Linked DNA regions of Homo sapiens: region 1 is linked to region 2. A link is an interaction called in ENCODE POLR2A ChIA-PET data of the cell type or tissue named here. Cell type or tissue: Panc1. All regions are shown on one strand. Links, peaks and the distances in the headings refer to the core of each region. The heading gives the core; the rest is flanking DNA. Region 1 has its middle 12 kb from the start of PRG2. Region 2 holds the start of LOC105369309 (a long non-coding RNA gene).

Region 1 (2,906 bases), core at 314-2,813, 170 kb before region 2:
CAATGCAACCCTTCTCTCCTGTAACCAGCCTCAGTAGAGAGGAACTGGAGGTGAATTGGCCCCCATCACACCCCCACAGTGCCAAGCTGGGCCCTTCCATCAGGGGGAGAACACATGCCGTGTAAGGGACAGCCAACAGCATAAAATAGGAATTGTGTGATGATCCCTTTTAAGCCTATTCAGCCCAGGGAAGTGCATATGATCAGCCCCATTTCATAGATGAAGAAAGTCAGGTTCACCCATTAGCACATTGTGGGGCTGGTATTTAAACCAGGTCTGTCTGGCTCCCAAGGTCACATTCATTTAGACATTACCTTTACTTTACATTTCTTCTTCTTTTCTTCTTCTTCTTCTTCTTCTTCTTCTTCTTCTTCTTCTTCTTCTTCTTCTTCTTCTTCTTCTTCTTCTTCTTCTTCTTCTTCTTCTTCTTCTTCTTCCTCTTCTTCCTCTTCTTCCTCTTCTTCCTCTTCTTCCTCTTCTTTTCTTCTTCCTCTTCTTCCTCTTCTTCCTCTTCTTCTTCTTCTTCTTCTTCTTCTTCTTCCTCTTCTTCTTTCTTCTTCTTCTTCTTTTTTTTTTGAGGTGGGGTCTTGCTCTATTGCCCAGGTTGAATGCAGCATCATCATACCTAAATGCAGCCTTGAACTCCTGGCCTTAAGCAATCCCCCTGCCTCGGCCTCCAAAAGTGCCAAGATTTCAGGCATGAGCCACCATGCCCAGCCTGCATTTATTCTCTTGTAAGAAAGATATCATTTAAAACAGACGAGAAAATAAAGAGGGACATGAAAAAGACGCATCACCATTAATTGGACCACTCAGAGATAATCATGGTTAACATGTTGGTATGTTCCCTCCCGTCATTTGACTGGATGTATGTGATAATTTAAATGATCTCATAAGCTTTTCCTTATGTAATCAAATAGTAGCCAAAAACATGATTTTAAATGGCTGCTCACAACCCCATCTCGTGGTTCTGCCACGCCTTGTTTATCCCCATCCACCCCCTACTCCCTTTCCCCTTCCCTGCCTGTGTGGGGGTCCTAGATGACGGTGAGCCAGAGGGCAGCCTTGGTCAGCAGATTGGAGAGTGCAAATAATAAAAACACTCAGAAGGCGAGCTGTTGTCAAGTGGGCTTATCACAAAAGAGCACCTTGGGATATTCCAGAGAATGACCTCATACCCGCTAATCACTATCCATAATCTGGTGCTAACTGTACTTTAGCTGAAGGTGCTGGCAGGTCCTGCCCAGGTGCTGCTAAGAACACTTCTATTCTGTGAGAATCAGAGATGATTTCTAGGGAAAATGGGCGAGAGGGAGTAAGCAGGAGAAACAACCCACAGGCACAGCTCTCATCTTTCTGCCCTGAGAGCCTTCCTCCTGCCACGTGGTTTTGTTTGTTTGTTTGTTTGTTTGTTTCAGATAGGGTCTCACTCTGTCACCCAGGCTGGAGTGTAGTGGCAAGATCATGGCTCACTGAAGCCTCGACCTCCCAGGCTCAAGCAGTCCTCCCCAAATTCAAAGCTTGGAGTGATGGTCCCAGTGGTTATGTCTAGGAGCCCTTTTTCCTGCCAGCCCCTCAGGGGATTGATGACTCTCAAATGCTTCAGGTGTGACATGGGCACAGCAGTGAGTCATTCCTCTGACATTCTTTGGGAAGAACATTTTCCATCCAGGCTTCCAGGCATAAGATCCAGTCCTCTGGTGATAAGGAGTTCACAGACAGGACAATGTCTGAGTGTATCTTAAACCCAGGACCATGGCTTGTGTTCACACCAGACCCTCCAGGGATTTTGAGGTGTTTTGTTTGTTTGTTTGTTTGTTTGTTTGTTTTTTGAGACAGAGTCTCTCTCTGTCGCCAGGCTGGAGTGCAGTGGCACGATCTCAGCTCACTGCAACCTTCGCCTCCCGGTTCAAGCGATTCTCCTGTCTCAGCCTCCTGAGTAGCTGGGACTACAGGTGTGCACCACCACACCCGGCTAATTTTTGTATTTTTAATAGAGACTGTGTTTCACCATGTTGGACAGGATGGTCTTGATCTCTTGACCTCGTGATCCTCCCGCCTCGGCCTCCCAAAATACTGGGATTACAGGCATGAGCCACCGTGGCCCGCCCAATTTTGAGTTTTTATGTTCTAATCCCAAACATCTGCTCACAGGCCCCTCAGCATATTCTTTCCTGGGTCCAGTGTCACCTCCCAGGCCTGCAGGCTGGCTAGAGCAGTAGGGTGTGTGGGAAAGCTCTGGGCTTTGCAGGCACTGATCAGCTGTGTGACCTTAACCACCCTGAACCTCAGTTTCCTCACCTGTAATGGAAATAGGTACCACGGCAGTTTGTTGCAAGGACTAGAGAGTAACCTTGGGAATAAAAGGTAGCAGCAGCTTGGGCTCTGGAGATGGACTGTCCAAGACCAACTTCCAGTTCCTCCCCACACAAGCTCTGGCACTTAGATTCCTGGTACCTCCGCTGCTTCATCTGTAAAATGGAGTAACAATAGGAATACTTTATAGAGTTGTAAGGATTGAGTGGCTGGATGAACGTCAAGCACTTCAAAGGGGACCTGGCATGTAGTGAGTGATCAATATAAACCACCTGGCTTGTAGCAGGTGTGCTGTGTGTGGCTGCAGGTGTTATTAGTAACATCTGTGTGCCCTTCAGAGCGTGCACCACACTTCACACCTTGTGGAGTCTGGAATGCCACTATTATAGTTCAGGATAGAAAACCTCCCTGCAAGCACTCGCTTTAGCTTGTCTCCACCGAACAAAACAACACAAGTTCTTTATTACTTGGAATGGGAAAACTTCAAAGGCAAAAAAAAAAAAAGACTTTCGAGTTACCCCAAATCTTAAGCCAAAGTCAATGAAAAATATCAATCTTCATATTCAATTTTTGCGATACTTTTGTCTCCC
Region 2 (2,906 bases), core at 313-2,812:
TGTTTGCAGACAATGCAAAAAAATAATAATCATAGTAGAACTGATAGTAACAAGAGAGCTCGCATTTATGGAGTTCTGCCACTGTGCTAAGCATTTCCCAAGCATTATCTCATTTAATCCTTGCAGCCATCCTTTAAGAGGGGGCATTTTCACCTCATTTTGCTCATAAGGAAGCTGAGACTCAGAGAGGTTAGTTAGACCTCTTGACCAAGATCACAGACTAGCAGGTGGAAGAGCTGGGCTTGGAACCAGCTGAATCTGTCTGGCTCCCAAGCCCAAAGCCCACATTCTTGACCATGGTAAGGGGATGTTTCTCCCAAAGTACAAATGAGGCAACACTAGGTGTCTGGGAAGGAAAGTGAGAACTTCTGTGTGAGATGCCTGGCACACAGTGGAGAGTGAATGGGGATGGGGAGGGAAATGATGGAGAGTACCCGAAAGACAGAGACAGGGCAGAGAGGAGAAAGCAGAGGGACAGAGAAAGAAGAGAGAGAGGCGAGATAGTGAAGAGAAAGATAGAGACAAGGGAAGAGAGAGAGGGGGAGAGAGAAAGAGAGAGAGAGACAGAGAGAGAGAAATGAAGTATGGGGAGAGAGAAACAGAGGCAGAGATAGTGAAAGAGAGAGATATAGAAGCAGGGAGAGAGGAATTGAGAGAGAAAAGACAGAGGGAGAGGGAAGAGAGAGTGAATCAGGTAGACAGTGAAAGAGAAAGATAGAGACAAAGGAGGGAGAGAGAGGAGAGACAGGGAGAAAGAGAGAGATTGAGAAGAGAGAGAAACAGAGCAGAGATAGTGAAAAAGATAGAGACAGAGGCAGAGGGAGGGAGAGAGAAGAGAGAAACAGAGGCAAAGATAGTGTAAGAGACAGAGATGGAGGGAGAGAAAGAGAAAAGAGAGACAGAAAGAGAGAGGAAAGAGAAACAGAGGCAGAAATAGTGAAAGAAAAAGACAGAAAGAAGGAGAGGGAGAGAAGAGAGAGGAGAGAGAGATTGAGAGAGAGGGAAGAGAGAGAAACAGGCAGAGAGAGTGAAAGAGAGAGAGAGAGAGAGAGACAGGGACAGTGGGAAGAGAAAGAAACAGAGACAAAGACAGAGACAGAGACCGTGAAAGAGAGGCAGAGTGAGGAGAGAGAAATAGAGACAGAGAGAGACAGAGAGTGAGAACATAGGTGGGAAGAAGAAACGGGGAGGCAGGGAGGGAGACTGAGGGCAGGGAATCAGTGCCTGCTCTCCCTCTTCTGAAACACACCAGGGAAAGCCCTTTGGGAATTTACGACGGCAACAACAGGCTATTGGAGCCACTATTATCATTATTTTTACAGATGCTGTAAAAAACCTCAGCAAGTCTCCTGGGAAATCTGAGGTAAGCTATCCAAAACATGATACGGTTTTAGCCTTCCCTTGGTTGTGACAGCACTTACTAATTCACTGGTTCACACATGCCTTCATTTATTCACCCATTCATTCATCTGTTTGTTCCACAAGTCCTTATTTATCACGTATGTGCCAAGCGCTATGCTGGACGCAGGACCAAATGGTGAGCGGCCTCCAGTGGGCTCGCAGTCGGCTGGTGGAGGCAGACAGTGAAATGGGCGATTACAGCCCAGGGTGGTGAGTTCTAAGGGAATGTGTGAAGTGTTCGAGGGCCTGTCGTGGAGACAATGGAAGGAGTCAGGCAGGGCGTCAGGGGAGACTTTACAGCCACGGTGCCTGCCTGGAGCCTGCTCTGAAGCATGGAGTGTAAGTGGTTAGTGGGGAAAATGTTCTGGGCAGAGGAATTGCCCACGGAGAACACAGCCCCTCTGAGGAACTGGAACGAACACTCATCCTTGTTTTTACTCACCCCCACTCCAACTCTGGGAGGTTGGCCAGTTAGAGGCACAGAGAAAATCTTGCCCAGTTCTCATGGCGTGGATGCCGAGAATACTGGGGGCTGGGACTAAAATCCAGGAATCCAGGTCTCTAGACAATTGGGGTTGTGCAGGGCTTTTTTTTTTTCTTTTTTTCTTTTCTTTTTTATTCTTTTTGTCACTTCCAGTTTCTTCCCTCCCTGGGTTTGAGCTATCTTCCTCTAAGTTATCTGCCAGGGTCTCCTAACTAGGGGTTGGGAGGCCCAGGCCCTTTCAGTCTGAGCTTGTTAAAAAGAGGCAGATAGATTCCGTGGGAAGATCCTCCCCAACTTCAGAAGCCAGGATGACCCCCAGCGCAATAAGCTTTAGATGTGACACACCTCCCTACCGTCTCAGCAGACACCACTGTCTGCATTCCAAGGAGTTCAACACTTGCAGGGCCTGATCTGGGAGGGCCAGCTCTTCTCAATCATTGCACAAATGCTTATAAAGTCTCCATGCACGACGTTGGAGACAGACACAAAGATGTGACCCAGGGAGCTTGAAATCAAATACACAAGAAAGGAGGTTCTGAGATGCTGAGCTCACTCTAGAAGTTTCCATTTCTAGTTAGAGTGTTGGAGTATCAGAGCAATGCTCATTTATTTATTCATTGAATCCTTTTTTGTTTTTCAGTGTCTGTCTTGTGCCTGGGACTGTCTTAGAAGCTGGAGATGCTGCCGTGAATGAGACACACCATCCCTGCCTTCATGGACCGACTAGAAGCACCTTCTAGTCTTACTTTCTCATTGAACAGAGGGGTAAACTGAGGCTTATGGTTGGGAGGGGGAAATGATTGACACATGGTCATATAGTGGGATGGTGGCAGAAGTGGGACTAGATCTCAGGTTCCTCACTGCCAGGCAAGAGCGTGTTCTGTGACTCTAGGCTTAGAAAGGAGAGGAAGTCTCTTATTGAGAACACACAGGGCAAGTGGAGAGTCAGATCCATGATGAGCCACCAACTGGGAAGTAGGAGGGCACAAAGGTGCTTGAGGATCATTCGAGGTTTTGTTAA

Evidence for each region. ChIA-PET counts read pairs that join two places held together with the same protein. Peaks named below come from ENCODE experiments on the same cell type or tissue, not always from the same donor. Only the 100,000 strongest peaks of a DNase experiment are listed, where the experiment ranks them.
Region 1: POLR2A ChIA-PET joins it to region 2 with 6 read pairs; 2 of 35 experiments call an interaction of 5 or more read pairs at or near these places.

Annotation. Positions count from the first base shown.
Region 1 is chr11:57,401,082-57,403,987 of GRCh38, reverse strand. No RefSeq gene overlaps it. Among named protein-coding and RNA genes, the nearest start is that of PRG2, 12 kb to the right of the region's middle. In Panc1, for the core only: no CTCF peak of the experiment used is centred there; a DNase peak (open chromatin) is centred at 1,636.
Region 2 is chr11:57,229,841-57,232,746 of GRCh38, reverse strand. LOC105369309 (a long non-coding RNA gene) reads left to right here and starts at 1,121. Exons shown (of 7, transcript XR_007062670.1): 1 at 1,121-1,363; 2 at 2,526-2,906. In Panc1, for the core only: no CTCF peak of the experiment used is centred there; no DNase peak of the experiment used is centred there; H3K27me3 peaks cover 369 bases.